Linked DNA regions of Homo sapiens: region 1 is linked to region 2. A link is a loop called in an ENCODE intact Hi-C map of the cell type or tissue named here. Cell type or tissue: PC-9. All regions are shown on one strand.

Region 1 (8,000 bases), 170 kb after region 2:
CTGCCCTTTGCCTTCATCCAAGGATTCCAGCTGTAGCACCAATCCCAGCTGTAGTTCGACTATTATTAGCAAATGCCAGAGTAGTGACAGCGAGAGCAGGAGTTCCCACCAAAGCCAAAGCCGGAGCCAAAGCAAGAGTCCCCATGATGGCAGAAGTCAGAGCTGGAGCAAGAGGCATCATCTGAGCAGAAGTCCAAGTCAGAAAAGCAGTCCCTATCCTAGCAGAAGCTGGGGCCGGAGCAGTAATCCTCAACAAAACACAAGTCAGGGCCAGAGTGAGAGTCCCCAACTTAGCATAAATGAGCACCAGGGTGAGAGTCCCCAAATTAGCAGAGGTCAGGGCAAGAGCAAGAGTCTATGATGGCAAAAGTCGGAACCGGAGCAAGAGTCCCCAACATGGCAAAGGTCAAGGCCAGAGCAAGAGTCCCCAACATAGCAGGAGCCAGAGCAAGAGTCCCAGCGAGGCAAAAGTCACAGAGCAAGAGTCCTCACCATAACAAGAAATGAGGGCCAGAGCAAAAGTTCTGACCAGACCAAAAATCTAGGCCAGAGCAAGGCATAGATAGTAACAAGATTGCCAGCTATAGCAAGCATCCCAGCTGCAGCAACCAGGACCGACTTGTGCACTCCTCATCTGAAGTCTTCATTTCTCTTTTACTCTGCCTCCTTGTTCTTGTCCTCTTGTCCCCTGCTACCCCCATAGCAGTCATCCTAGAAGTCCCTGTTTTGGTTCACACCTCAAGATTCTGTGGGCCCTCCTTATCCAACCTTTCTGGGGTCTGGGAACTCTCCCAGCATGACCCTCAAACCTCTGATTCTAAGCATGGTGGTGCTAGTCACTGTGTGACGCTAGGTAAGTTACCCACATCTCTTCATCAAATTGAAATGTTGTTAATTTTTTTTTGTATCTTACTGAGCTATCAGTTGTAGTGCTCACATAAGCTAGTAGACATGAAAGTGCTTTGAAAATAGAACTGTTCAGAAGAAAAGGGCCTTTTGCTTTTAAGTTCAAAGCTTCCCAGAGCCTCCATAGTTTCTCCTAATCTTCTGCAGGCTCTCCTCAAGAGTCCTCTCCTGAGCTCCCATATTCCTAAGTTCCTCTTTCTCCAAGGTCCCCCTTCTTGATGACCCCCGCACAGTACCGTGAGAGTTACATCTTTATCTGACAACCCTGGGATGGGAAGGCCCACTCTCCACTACTTTTCCCTCTCACACTTCTCTGGCAGGCAGGCAGGATGCAAAAGCAGGAGTGGGCACTAGCTGGATCCAAGTTTGCCCCTAGGCTCTGAGGTGGGGGTCAGGTAGTAGGGGGTAGAGTCAAGACTGGGAAAACCAATAAGCCTGTCCTCTCTCTTTTAGGCTGCCACAGAGCCCAAATTCCCTGCTGTTCGACTGGCTTTGCAGAATTTTGACATGACTTACAGTGTGCAGTTTGGAGATCTTTGGCCATCAATCCGTGTCAGTCTCCTCTCAGAGCAGAAGTATGGTGCACTGGTCAATAACTTTGCTGCCTGGGATCATGTAAGTGCTAAGCTGGAGCAGCTGAGTGCCAAGGATTTTGTGAATGAAGCCATCTCCCACTGGGAACTGCAGTCTGAGGGTGGCCAATCTGCAGCCCCATCCCCTGCCTCCTGGGCCTGCAGTCCGAACCTTCGATGCTTCACTTTTGACAGAGGGGATATCAGTCGCTTCCCTCCTGCCAGGTAGGATCTGGAGCCATGACTGGAGCGGTCCTGAGTGTCTGCTGGAAGTAGACATGTTGAGACCCAGCTTCTACCCTCTGTAATAAGGACCATAATATTGCTAATATTTATGGCATGTTTATACAGACTAGGCATTTTTTTGAGGTGCTGTACATATGTTATCTCTTTTTGTTCTGTCAGCAGCCTTATGAAGTAGGTAATATTATTGCTGTTTTACATTTGGAGAAACTGAGGTACAGAGAAGTTAAGATTCTTACTTGCTTTAGGTCCCTCAGATGGTAAGTGGTGTGACTAATATTTAGACCCAGAACCTGCACTTTGAACCCACTCTGCTCTGTGCCTCTGGTAGAAAACAGCCACCTTTTACATGAGCACTCACTGGGCCCTCTCAAGTTGAAATGTGTTATTCACAGCAGTCTTCTCATTTTGCCCTCACAGCCACCCATCAAAGTGAATAGGAAAAGTAACTTCATGGTAGCAAAGAGGTAGTGGGACTTTCCTAGGAAATAGGGCTGGTCTAGGGGCACAAACTTGGTATTAGACTGGGAAAAAGAAAGGAGAAGTTCAGTTTCTTGATTCAATCCTCATGTATATGAAGTTGAATGAGAAAAGACTGCAGAATCAAATGCTGAATTATGCTTTAACAATTAAGGAGAGCTCAATGTTAGTTGTAGGGTATGGGAATTGATTTTTGAAAGACTGATTTATTTATTAAAAAATATTGGCCGGGTGTGGTGGCTCACGCCTTTAATCCTAGCACTTTGTGAGGCTGAGGCGGGCGGATTGCCTGAGCTCAGGAGTTTGAGACCAGCCTGGGCAACATGATGAAACCCTGTCTCTACTAAAATACAAAAAAATTAGCTGGGTGTGGTGGCGTGCGCCTGTAGTCCCAGCTACTTGGGAGGCTGAGGCAGGAGAATTGCTTGAACCCAGGAGGTGGAGGTTGCAGTGAGCTGAGATCGTGCCACCGTACTCCAGTCTGGGCGACAGAGCGAGACTCTGTCTCAAAAAAAAAAAAAAAAAAAATTATCTACCAAATGCTAGGCATTTAAGTGCCTTGATGAACAAGCCCTCATAGAGCTTCCAGTTTAGTGAGGAAGACAGCTATTTAAAAACAATAATTGGCCAGGCACAGTGGTTCACACCTGTAATCCCAGCACTTTGGGAGGCCGAGGCGGGCAGATCATCTGAGGTTAGGAGTTCAAGACCAGCCTGGCCAAAATGGTGAAACCCCATCTCTACTAAAAAATACAAAAAATTAGCTGGGCATGGTGGCACAAGCCTGTAATCCCAGCTACTTGGGAGGCTGAGGCAGGAGAATCACTTGAATCTGGGAGGCAGAGGTTGCAGTGAGCCAAGATTGCGCCACCGCACTCCAGCCTGGGCAACAGAGCGAGACTGTGTCTCAAAAAAAAAAAAAAAAAAAAAAATTAGCCAGGCATGGTGGCGGGCACCTGTAATCCCAGATATTCAGGAGGCTGAGACGGGAGAATCACTTGAACCTGGGAGGTGGAGGTTGCAGCGAGACGAGATCGTGCCACTGCGCTTCAGCCTGGGTAACAAAAGTGAAACTCCGTCAGTCAATCAATCAGTAAATAAATAATCATTCTGGCTCCCGTATAGATGAATGAATAAGTGAATAAGTAAGTGTGGGTCTGAAAAATGAGTTTTTGGTGATTGGAGCTCAAGCCCCAGAGGGCATAGACTTGGTGGCCTAGACTCCCAGTGGGTGTCCTGACCTGGAATTTAACAATAAAGTGGTCTCCTCTTTTCCAGACCTGGCAGCCTGGGTGTCATGGAGTACTACCTGATGGATGCTGCCTCCTTGCTGCCTGTTCTGGCCCTCGGCCTGCAGCCTGGGGACATCGTGCTTGACCTATGTGCAGCTCCTGGGGGAAAGACACTAGCGTTGCTTCAGACTGGCTGTTGCCGTAAGTCAGGGTGCTGGTGTGTTGGGCAGAGAGAGCTCCCCACCTCACCTAGTCCCAGGTACATTTAATATGGTAGGTTCGGCCAGGCGCAGTGGCTCCCGCCTGTAATCCCAGCACTTTGGGAAGCCGAGGGAGGCGGACCACCTGATGTCAGGAGTTCCAGACCAGCCTGGTCAACATGGTGAAACACCATCTCTACTAAAAATACATAAATTAGCTGGGTGTGGTGGTGCACTCCTGTAATACCAGCTACTCAGGAGGCTGAGGCAGGAGAATTGCTTGAACCCGGGAAGTGGAGGTTACAATGAGCTGAGATCCTGCCACTGCACTCCAGCCTTGGCGACAGAGTGAAACCCTGTCTCACACACACACAAAAAAAGAATATGGTAGGTTCTCTAGTCCCAAAGTCAGAGTGGAGGGTAGTACTTACTTTCTAAGCTTGTGTATTTTTTCATTAGTTCCTCTCTTTCTCTGTCAATTGGTCAAGAAAGATTGCTGAGCAAGTTCTCTGAAGTCAGATTGAAGTAGGGCTCTGATCAGTTGATCACATGATACACACTCCTCTTCATCTGTTTACTTTTCCTCTAAGATTAAGCCCATTTCTTTAGCCTACCAACTAAAATGATAAGATCTGCCTGCAGCCACCATTTATATGCTTTATATGTCACTCTTCTAGGCTTTATGTGCTTTAACCTTACTCTGCTACTCTCTGTTGCCTTTGCTCTTGTTAAATTTTCTCCCTGGAATTCCCTCACCCTTGGCTGTCCAAATCCTTTTGACTTTCTTTTTTTTTTTCTTTCTTTTTTTTTCTCTTTTTTTCGAGATGGAGTCTCACTCTGTCACCCAGGTTGGAGTGCAGTGGCACGACCTCGGCTCACTGCAAGCTCCGCCTCCTGGGTTCACGCCATTCTCCTGCCTCAGCCTCCCTACTAGCTAGGACTACAGGCGCCCACCACCACGCCCAGCTAATTTGTTTTTGTACTTTTAGTAGAGACAGGGTTTCACCCTGTTAGCCAGGATGGTCTCAATCTCCTGACCTTGTGATCTGCCCGCCTAGGCCTCCCAAATTGCTGGGATTACAGGCATGAGCCACCGCGCCCGGCCCCTTGTGTCAAGTACTCACTTCAGCCATCCACTGGCTGATATCCTGCCTGCCCAGTCATCCTTTTGACTTTCAAGCCTCAGCTCAAGTGTGCCACCTCCTGGACGTCTGTCCTTACGACCTCTGCTGGCCGGTTCAGAAATGATGCCTGTCTCCTACGCTCCCACAGCATGGGTATCGCCCTTGCAACATTAGCCTTGCCTTAGGGCTTTACTAGTTATATATCTTCTCCCTCTTAAAGATGATGGATTCTGGCCGGGCACGGTGGCTCACGCCTATAATTCCAGCACTTTGGAAGGCTGAGGCGGGTGGATCACCTGAGGTCAGGAGTTCAAGACAAGCCTGGCTAACATGGTAAAACCCCGTTTCTATTAAAAATACAAAAAATTAGCCGGGCCTGGTGGTGGGCTAATCCCAACTACTTGGGAGGCTGAGGCAGGAAAATCGCTTGAACCTGGGAGATGGAGGTTGCAGTGAGCTGAGATCACGCCATTGCACTTCCGCTTGGGCAACAAGAGCAAAACTCTGTCTCAAAAAAAAAAAAAAAAAAAAAAAAAAAGTGGATTCCTTGGGGATAGGCCCACATCTTATTTGTCTCAGTAAAGTAGCCCAGCGAAGGCCTTGTGCACTGTTTTTTTTTTTTTTTTTTTTTTTTGAGAAGAAGTTTCGCTTTTCTACCCAAGCTGGAGTGCAGTGGCACGATCTTAGCTCAATACAACCTTCGCCTTCTGGTTCCAAGCAATTCTCTTGCCTCAGCCTCCTGAGTAGCTGGGATTACAGGCACCCACCACCACACCCGGATAATTTTTGTATTTTTAGTAGAGATGGGGTTTCACCATGTTGGCCAGGCTGGTCTCGAATTCCTGACCTCGCAATCCACCCACCTCGGCCTCCCAAAGTGCTGAGATTACAGGTGTGAACCACCGCGCCCAGTCTTGTGCACTGTTTTTTTTGGTTTGTTTTTTTGTTTTTTTTTTTTTGAGACGGAGTCTTGTTCTGTCACCCAGGCTGGAGTGCAGTGGCGTGATCTCGGCTCACTGCAAACTCCGCCTCCCGGGTTCATGCCATTCTCCTGCCTCAGCCTCCCAGATAGCTGGGACCACGGGCACCCGCCACCATGCCCGGCTAATTTTTTTGTATTTTTAGTAGAGATAGGGTTTCACCGTGTTAGCCAGGATGGTCTTGATCTCCTGACCTCGTGATCCGCCCACCTTGGCCTCCCAAAGTGCTGGGATTACAGGCGTGAGCCACCGCGCCTGGCGCCTTGTGCACTGTTAAGTACTCACTTCAGCCATCCACTGGCCGATATCCTGCCTTAAAATAGATAGTTTTTTTCCTTTGGCCCCTGACAAAGGGCCGTAATTTACACACCTAACCTGGAGCTCAGCCAGGCTTCTCTTGCCGTGTGCCCAAGCCCTTCTGTTGGACCTAGACCCTTCTTTTCCAGGTCTTGTCAGCCAGCTTGCACAGTTTGAGTCAGCATCCAGCCTTATGATAGGCATTGGTTGATTCAGAGAGATATCACATTCGGTCATAGCCTTCTGGAAGTCCAGAGGGAGAGAAGAAAAGGTGGGGTCATGGGCTTAATGAATCCAATGCAAGAGAGCCCAGCCTGTGTGCTGGACAATTCTTATCTGACTGAATGCTGTGGGAATCCATTAGAAGGGAGATGAGTAAGGGTAGGGTTACTTGGAGGAGGAGGAACTTGAACTAGGAGGAGGAAGAAGGGCAAAGAAGAAGTAATTGAGAGTTGTTCTTCTAAGGCATGCTTAACTATCAGCACCTCACCTTCATCCCAGCTCCTCATCAAGCGACAACTCTTGATCCGAGGAAAACGGGATCACAGAATTTGTATAAGAAGGGAAATTAGTGTTTACTTAGTCTAGCCCTCATATTTTATGGAGGGAGAAATTGAGTTCTGTGGAGATTAAATAAATAATACAAGAATTGGAGGTAGAGCCAGAACTGGAACCCATCTTTCTTTTTCTCAGTTCATATCCTTCTGCAAATTCCTCTAGAGCAGAGAATACAATTTTTACTTCTTTGAGTGCCCTCAAAAATGGAGACATTGGCCGGGGGGCGGTGACTCACGCCTGTAATCCCAGCACAAGCTAGGAGGCTGAGGCAGGTGGAATACTTGAGTCCAGGAGTTCGAGACTAGCCTGGGCAACATAGACCTCATCTTCATTAAAATAAAAAAAAAGGAGACATTTATTTATGGGATTACTAAGCTGGTTCATAGTAGTGACCACTATTAGATAAGGTGGACACTTGCATCTCGCATTCTTTACCATTCCCACCCTACCTTGTTGTTCTTTGACTCAGAGGCCAGGTATCAAGTGTCATTTATCATCAAGCTTGCAATATTTTTCTCATAGTAGCACTAAGAGCAAAGTGAGATATTTCTTGAACTCATGTCTACCAATAAAGAGAAAATGAAAGGTAGATGGTAAATCAGAATTAGGTTTGGTTGCATTTGATAGAAAACCTAACTAATTGGCTTAAAGAGGAAACATTAATTTATCTCTTACATAAGAGAAGCTGAGATATAGGCACTCCAGGTATGGAGGCTCCACAATTATCAGGGACTTAAGCTCCCTTTTTCCTTTTGCAACGTATTTTGTTGCTAGTGTCAGCCTTAGCCTCCCTCCCTTTAAGAGGGAGAAGATATGTAACTAGTAAAGCTCTAAGGCAAGGCCTCATGGTCCAGAATGACTGCTGGAAGTCCAGCCATCACATCCATATTTGAGTCAAGAGGAAAGGATTGGGCAAAAGAGACTCATTTCATCTCCCAATTATGTCAGCCTTTTAAAAATATCTTCCCAGAATTCCTATCCAATACTTATGCCTACAACTATGACCAAAAGTTAGTCATATAGTCATACTTAGTTGTAAAAGAAAGGCTTAGCCGGGTGTGGTGGCTCACACCTGTAATCCCAGCACTTTGGGAGGCCGACGCAGGCAGATCACCTGAGGTCGGGAGTTCAAGACCAGCCTGACCAACATGGAGAAACCCCGTCTCTACTAAAAATACAAAATTTGCCGGCGTGGTGGCGCATGCCTGTAATCCCAGCTACTCGGGAGGCTGAGGCAGGAGAATCGCTTGAACCCGGGAGGCGGAGGTTATGGTAAGCCGAGATCGCGCCATTGCACTCTAGCCTGGGCAACAAGAGCGAAACTAAAGAAAGGTTGAGAAATGTAGTCTTTTGGGGCAATTTTCCCCTTCCAAAAAATTGGGGTTCTATTAATAAGGAGGAAGAGGAG
Region 2 (8,000 bases):
GAGTGCAGTGGCGCGATCTTGGCTCACTGCAACCTCTGCCTCCCGGGTTCAAGCAATTCTCCTGCCTCAGCCTCCCAAGTAGCTGGGACTAAAGGCGTGTGCCACCACGCCCGGCTAATTTTTTTTTGTATTTTTAGTAGAGATGGGATTTCACCGTGTTAGCCAGGATGGTCTCGATCTCCTGACCTTGTGATCTGCCCGCCTTGGCCTCCCAAAGTGCCGGGATTACAGGCATGAGCCACCGCACCCAGCCTAGTGGCTCTGTTTTTTAAAACCCCACCCTGGCTCACAGGCCCCCTGGCTAACCTTGAGGTGGGAAGATCCACACTATGGTGGTGTCAGTGTGGGTGTTGTTGATACCCATGGCCCTGGTGGCAGGATTGATGGCTGCACTGCTGGCAGTTCGACCTCGGAGACCCTGTTGATATCTTCTGCGGCTACACTTGAACATCCTGGGAAATCGGGGCCTGGGCCAGCCCATACCTGGCCTGCGGTAGGGGGAACGCATGCCCTGGGGCCGAGGGCCACGGACAAGCCGAGATGGCCCCATGGGCACAGGGAGCTTCTGCAGTGTGCCTGGGGGGTGCTGTTGGCCAGGGTAGCTGAGGCCTCTATGACATACAAAGTCTGCATAAGGGCAGGGCCCTTTATTACAAGTCGTGGGCCCTGGCCCCTCCTCATGGGTCAGGCTCCTTCACAATCTTCTTTATTGGGTCTGGCCTAAAAGCCAGCCCAAGAGCCAGACAGCCTCAGTTTGGCCCCTTGGGAAAAGAGGCCCTAGAGGCGGAACTCACTTCCTCACTTTCTCACTTATCCATATAGTAACAATATTAACAATGTTTTTTGAGCACTTACTACGTGCCAGACACTGTGCTGAGCACTTTACCAACGTTATCTCATTTAATCTCAGCTACTTTACAAGGATATGCCATCATTATACCTATTTATATACAGTCAATTCTCATTATTCCCAGTAATGTTCTATAAAGTCGCCACAAACACTAAATACTGAACAAAGGGTAAATGCAAGGTTAGGTTCCTGAAACCCTCTGGTCACAATATTTTTGTCAACTGATCTATACATATAACCTGATTTTATGTGTGGAGACACCTTATTTAATATATATTGTTGGCCAGGCATGGTGGCTCAAGCCTGTAATCCCAGCACTTTGGGAGGCCGAGGTGGGCAGATCACCTGAGGTCAGGAGTTCAAGACTAGCCTGGTTAACATGGCAAAACCCCATCTCTACTAAAAATACAAAAATTAGCTGGGTGTGGTGGTGGGTGCCTGTAGTCCCAGCTACTCAGGAGGCTGAGACAGGAGAATAGCTTGAACCCAGGAGGTGGAGATTGCAGTGAGCCCAGATTGCACCATTGCACTCCAGCCTGGGCAACAAGAGTGAAACTCTGTCTCAAAAAAAAAAAAAATATATCTATCTATCTATCTATCTATCTATCTAACTATCTATCTATATTTGAGTCATTGACATTGAACTCACAGCCAACAGCATTATAACTTGTGCCTGAATGAAACTTATCTAAAGCACATATTTCCCCTATAAGGCACATCACAGCCTTCTTGCACTTAGAAAGACTAGAGAGCACTTCAGCACTACAACTGGGGACCATTTTAGACAGTAAAATCACCAGCAAAAAACACCAAAAAATGTGAGAATATGCGTCACTAAATAGACCACCAAAAAGCACATTTGTTTACTCTATGAAAACTGAAATAAGAAGACAGAGAGTCCTCTTGCTCAACAGACCTCAGCTGGAAATACGTGTGTTGGACGGCTGAAATTTTTTGCCTTTCTGCTCATGTCCATGAATGACTGCAAAAGTACCACAAGTACTGGTTTGGGAATTACAAATAAATTTCAGTAAGCAGGCAAATTCACAGGTATGGAATCTGTGAATAAGGAGGATCCACTGTATAAGGAAACTGGGGCTCAGTGAGGTGAAGTCACACAATTAGAGGCAGGCAGGAAGCAAATCCATGATGATCAAGATCCAAAACCCAGAGCACTTAACTCTCATTATTCTGCACTCATTCACTCAGGAAATGTTCACTGACAACTTCTTATGTGCCAAGCACCAGGGCCATAGATGAATGTAATCTGGTCCCAATTCTTCCTGAGAATGAAACAGAAAGGTTCCAGGTGCGGTGGCTCACGCCTGTAATCCCAGCACTTTGGGAGCCCGAGGTGGGTGGATGACTTGAGGTCAGGAGCTCGAGAGCAGCCTGGTCAACATGGTGAAACCCTGTCTCTACTAAAAATACAAAAATTAGCTGGGTGTGGTGGTGTGCACCTATAATACCAGCTACTCAGGAGGCTGAGGCAGGAGAATCGCTTGAAACTGGGAGGCGGAGGTTGCAGTGAGCCAAGATTGCGCCACTGCATTCCAGCCTGGGCAACAGAGTGAGATTCTGTCAAAAAAAAAAAAAATAGACCTTCTCCTTCTCCTTCCACTCCTCAGTCCCTTCTTCCTTTCCCCCTTACTCTGCTCCTCAAATGCCCCCTTCCCAACTTCATCCTCCTTTCTGTTTGTGGAGGACTCTGTGGCACCCTTAGTACCACCCTCACAAACCTCATCTTTCCCCCATCCCCTCCTCCAGCCTCTACTCTTGCCATCCTCAGTCTTAAAATATGACCTTGCTTCCACCAACTTCTAGCAACTGTAACTATAAACCGACCTGCCCCTGCTCCTCCTCTTCCTCAGGTCAGACCAAGGCCTCTTCCCTTGCTCTTTATGGAAGCCAGCCTTGTCTGCCTCTTTAGAGATTCCATCAGTGTAGACAGTCTGCTTGGTGGTTAAGATGTAGACTCTGGTGCCAGACTAACTGGGATTGAATCCTGGCTCTGCCACTTACAGGCTTTGTGATCATGGCAAGTACCTGACCCTTTGGTGCTTCTATTTCCCCATATTTAAAAATGGAGATCAGAAAGTCTATCTCATGGGATGGTTGTGAAGAGGAAAAAAAGCCTTAATATATGCAAGACATTTAAAATAAGATCAGTATTATTAGTGTAGTCTGTAATACTATTAGCCCCTCTCTCTTCTGTCTCTTCAGCTGCCTCCTTTCACTATAAAAACAAAACAAACTTAGAAATCCACTTCCTCAGCTAGGCACAGTGGCTGATGCCTGTAATCCCATCACTTTGGGAGGCTGAGGCAGAGGATTACTTGAGCCCAGTTCAAGACCAGCCTGGATAGCATAGCAAGACCTCATCTGTTTAAAAAAAAAAAATTTGCTTGAGTGCCGGCAAATACCTGTGGTCCCAGCTACTTGGGAGGCTGAGGATCATTTGAGCTCAGGAGGTCAAGGCTGCAGTGAGCTGTGATGTTGCCACTACACTCCAACCTGGGCAACAGAGCAAGACCCTGTCTCAGAAAAAAAAAAAAAAAAATCAACTTCCTCCATCTCATAGCCCCACTGCCTGTGACTCTCTCGACTTTGACCTTCTTGCTCTGTGCTCATTCCCTACTGTCCCTTCCTTCTAGAGCAGGAAGAAAATCTCATTTGAAAAGCCCAGAACTATTCTGTTACACAGAAGACCAGGAAAGAGAAGTTTAAAACCAAGTCTAAGAAAAGTCCCCAGGGTCACACAGTTCATAAGCGACAGAGCCAGGATTCCAGCACCTGGTCTGAATGACCCAGAAGCCAGGACTTTTCCCCCGCACCTCTACATCAGGCGTGCTGGAGCAGGAAGCGGTCAGGCAGCCCCACTAGGAGTAACAAAGATGGGATCACAGAGCCTTGGAACTGGGGGTGGCTCCTTCATGAGACCATGGTGCCACCTACTGGCAGAAAGAGAAGGGGTGTACACAGAGCGCTAAGAGAAGACTGGGAAGGAGAAAAAGAAAAAGATGGGGAAGGAGAGGAGATGGAAAGATGAAGGGAGGGGAAAAATGGGGAATGTGAGGTTTCATGGAGGGAAGAGGATTAGGAACTATTTGCTACTCGCAGGAGAGAGCGGAAGCTGCCAAATCTCAGTCATTTCCTTGAAAGTGAGTGAGAGACAGAGAAAGAGAAAGAGGGAGTGTGTGTGTGTGTGTGTGTGTGTTTGTGTGTGTGTGTGAGTGAAAGAGATACTTAAGTACGTACATCAGATATTATTCTGTTGTTTGTTAGTTGCTGGGAGTCAGTCCACAAAGAATTTAGTGTGCGTGTGTGCGCACGGACGCACACACACACATGCATTCAGGAACACTAGCACATGTTTATGTATGTAACTGGGTGCTTGCTGTATGAACATATGGATGGCAGCATGAGCAGATGCATGTGCATGTGAGCATGAGCACAGAGGGTATGTATGAGTGTATCAGCAGATGCAGGGTAAGAAGCACATTACACTGTTGTGGTGGAGGGCACGCAGACATTCTGGGAAGCCACTTGCCCCACCCCTGGGCTGCTTCTTCTTGAGATCAGGAGGGGCGTTGCCCAGGGCTGGTGTTGCCAGGTGGAGGCCTGCTGAGGCAGTGGTTGTGGGGATCGGTCTCCAGGCAGCAGGGGGCAGCAGGGTCAAGGAGAGGCTAACTGGCCACGGGTGGGGCCAGCAGGCGGGCAGAAGGAGGCTTTAAAGCGCCTACCCTGCCTGCAGGTGAGCAGTGGTGTGTGAGAGCCAGGCGTCCCTCTGCCTGCCCACTCAGTGGCAACACCCGGGAGCTGTTTTGTCCTTTGTGGAGCCTCAGCAGTTCCCTCTTTCAGAACTCACTGCCAAGAGCCCTGAACAGGTAATGGGATAGGGATACAGATTATCCTGTGAAGTGATATCGATCTGGAAACAGGTCTGGGGAGCTGGAGGGGCTCTAGTGAGGGTTCTGGGAGGGTCTGGGGTTAGTGTGGGGGGGAGCACAGGATATACAGGTGCTAGGAAAGAGCATGGAGTGACCTGCAGTGTGGGAGTCAGGCTGGGTGTGCAGGTGGAGGAACCTGGGGTGTTAGGATCTCAGAGTGTCAGGTGCTGGTGGAGGTCCTGGGTAGTATAGAGGGGTAAGGGTGTTAGGATAGAAACTGGGAAAAGGTCTGTGTCAGACCAGGTACAGGAGAAGCTTGGTGAGATATGGGTTCAGGATCCTGGGGTCTGGCATATCTGGCTGAATATCTGAAGCCAGGGCCAGCCCAGGTGGGCCCAGGGGAAACAAGGCCCTAACTTGCACATGTCTACCTCCCAGGAGCCACCATGCAGTGCTTCAGCTTCATTAAGACCATGATGATCCTCTTCAATTTGCTCATCTTTGTAAGTACGGACATTGTGGACTCTTTGGGGCTCCCTATAGGAGCAGGTCACAAGCTGAGTAGAGACTAAGCTGGGGAATGGGAGACTGCTATGCCCAGGCTTCGTCCTGCATGTGTCCCCTTATGAGTGGGATGCAAAGGTCTCCCCAAATGCTGCTGATTCCTAGTCCCAGCAGCAGCCAGGCTGCCATACAGGTGCGTGTGTGAAAAAGGGGATGGAGAAGCTAGGGGCACCCCCTCTCTCCTACAAAGCTTTAGCCTAGGCTTCAGGCAGGGCAGAGTAAGCTACCAGGAATGATTCTCCACCCTTTATAGGCACTGGGGGCCCAGAAAATAGAAGGGCTCCACCCAAGTTTACCTACCACAGAAGGAAATTCAGTACAGAGGAAATTCTTCTGTATGACGGGGAGCTGAAAGGAGGGAGGGCCTACCTCTCATCAGAGCAACAGTCCTTATTCATTCGACAAACATTCATTGTCTAGGATACCATGATGGGTGCTGGGGTGGCAGGTAAGCAAAGCCTTTCTCTGCCCTGAAGGATCTCAGCTCCGATAAGCCAGATAGGCAGATAATAACAACACAGTGTGTTTGGGCTTAGGACGGAGGTTATGGGAGCCTGAACTCAGCCTGGTTGGAGAATACTTCCTGGAGGAAATAGCTGAAGCTGGGAAATTGCACTTGGTGGGGGAGTTATAAAGCATGCATAAAGGGCCAGAAGTAGTGAAACTTGATATCGTTCAGAAAACCAGAAACAGATTGCATAGGGCATGTTTGAGAAGCTGAGCCATGAGGCGTAAATCCTGGAGATGGTGGTGGAGATAGGGAGAAACGGACAAAGTGGACAAAGGACAAAGCTCTAGGATGATGGCTGAGGGGTAGAAGAAGGGGCAAGGGAGACAGAGGTCTTGGAGATGACGCCCATATCTCTGGCATGAGCAACCCAGATGGCAGGGGGTGGGGCCTGGTTTGTGGGAAGGGGTGTCCCACTAGCAGATGTGTACCCAGTGGAGGTGCAGCTCAGATTGGAGCTGGCCATGGGTATTTGAAAATCATGTGCGCACAGGTAGCCACTGAAGCCATGGGAGTGGATGAGAACACTTGGAAAGTGAACTCTGGGAAACCCAATTTATTAGGGATAAGCAAAAAAAAAAAAAGCCACTGTGAAGGAGATGGAGAAGGAGCAGTGGGAGGGGGAGAGGAAAACAAGGAGAGTAGTACACTAACCACATTAGAGTAGGTTAGTGTAAGTGAAAGTGAGGAAGTGGGCCAGGTGCAGTAGCTCACAACTGTAATCCCAGCACTCTGGGAAGCTGAGGCGGGCAGATTAGTTGAGCTCAGGAGTTCGAGACCAGCCTGGCCAATATGGTGAAACCCCGTCTCTACTAAAAATACAAAAATTAGCTGGATGTGGTGGCGCATGCCTGTAATCCCAGCTACTTGGGAGGCTGAGGAAGGACAATCACTTGAACCCAGGAGGCGGAGGTTGCAGTGAGCCAAGATCACACCACTGCACTCCAGCCTGGGCGACAGAGTTTATGTATGTATTGATTAGTTTAGAAGCGTGGGTAGACTCTCTAGTTCTGATGTGGTCTGTGCCTTGGGCTTCCTTCGGCTGCAGGGAACTTGTGTTTTTGTTGTTGTTGTTGTTGTTGTTTGTTTCTTTGAGACAGGATCTTGCTTTGTCACCAAAGCTGGAGTGCAGTGGCATGATCATGGCTTACTGCAGCGTCAACCTCCTGGGCTCAAGGGATTCCCCTACCTCACTCAGCCTCCTGAGTATCTAGGACTACAGGAGTGTGCCACCATGCTCAGCTAATTAAAAAAAATTTTTTTTGTAGAGGCGGTCTCACTATATTGCCCAGGCTGGTCTCGAACTCCTGGACTTAAGTGATTCTCCCACCTCTGCCTCCCAAAGTGCGGGGATTACAGGCATGAGCCACTGTGCCAGTCCTGAACTAGTCTTTATCCCTGTATCTGGAGGAAGCAATAGGATTCCAGGGATTTGGACAGGAGAGGCTCTGCCCTGAGAGGGTTAAAGGCAAATCCGGTTTGATTTCTGGCCTCTGTTACCCAGACCTTGCCAGGCTGGGCAAAGCAGGATAGGGCAGACCTCCAGCTCCATGAAATTTGACCCTGCAGGCTAGAAGTCCAGCTTTCTGTCCTTGGGCAAACATGCCTGGAATCCAGCCACAATCTGCCACCTCACTTCCCGTTCTAGCCTCAGTTTTTATAGCTGGCAAGTGAGGACTAGTCACCAAGGTGGTGTCAGGCTGATTCATCCACTGAAGCCCTGGGCCGGGAGGCTTTCCTCTAAGATCTGTGGGAACTGCGCAGGGCCCTCCTCAATCTAGGCCTCAGAATTCCCCCTGAGGTTTGGAGTTGAGCTAGACAGCCTTTAAGAGAAGCTCTGGCTGTATTCCCACTGGTACCTCACTTTCCTCTTGTGAGGCAAGGAGGTCTTGTCTACATGAGGGGCGGGCCTGAAGTTGGATTCTGGAGGGGAGCCAAATGGGGCCTCAGGTGGGTGAACCTTCTCAACCTCCTCCCTCTCCAAGGTTGCCAGCAGGTGGAACCTCAGCCTCGCCTCCATTACTATGGTGACTATTGAGCCTGTTCTGCTACCACCCCCGTCTCCACCTATCAGAGGACAGAGGTGTTCTAGGCACCCATAGCCCAGAAAGGAAATAGGAGGCTGGGCCCTCACCTGCCTGTTTTCAATCCTAGCTATGTGGCAGGACCCTGGCAGCAGTGAGGGAAA

The links. Peaks named below come from ENCODE experiments on the same cell type or tissue, not always from the same donor. Only the 100,000 strongest peaks of a DNase experiment are listed, where the experiment ranks them.
Region 1: it touches region 2 in a loop (29-fold over the local background); 9 of 110 quality-filtered maps call a loop at or near these places.

What each region holds. Positions count from the first base shown.
Region 1 is chr1:46,343,442-46,351,441 of GRCh38, forward strand. NSUN4 (NOP2/Sun RNA methyltransferase 4) reads left to right here. Exons shown (of 6, transcript NM_199044.4): 2 at 1,360-1,703; 3 at 3,480-3,634. Among named protein-coding and RNA genes, the nearest start is that of NSUN4, 6.6 kb to the left of the region's middle. In PC-9, CTCF peaks have their summits at 4,852 (motif pointing left) and 5,053; a DNase peak (open chromatin) is centred at 4,840.
Region 2 is chr1:46,175,922-46,183,921 of GRCh38, forward strand. P3R3URF-PIK3R3 (P3R3URF-PIK3R3 readthrough) reads right to left here and starts at 567. Exons shown (of 10, transcript NM_001303427.2): 1 at 307-567. The coding sequence starts at 550. TSPAN1 (tetraspanin 1) reads left to right here. Exons shown (of 9, transcript NM_005727.4): 2 at 4,605-4,737; 3 at 5,179-5,243. The coding sequence starts at 5,187. It overlaps P3R3URF (PIK3R3 upstream open reading frame), which reads right to left and starts at 567. Exons shown (of 2, transcript NM_001328655.2): 1 at 307-567. The coding sequence starts at 550. RefSeq lists an enhancer at 3,586-3,685. In PC-9, CTCF peaks have their summits at 3,797 (motif pointing left), 3,998, 4,627 and 7,916; DNase peaks (open chromatin) are centred at 3,750, 4,480, 5,760 and 7,450; H3K4me3 peaks cover 3,674 bases; H3K27ac peaks cover 5,487 bases.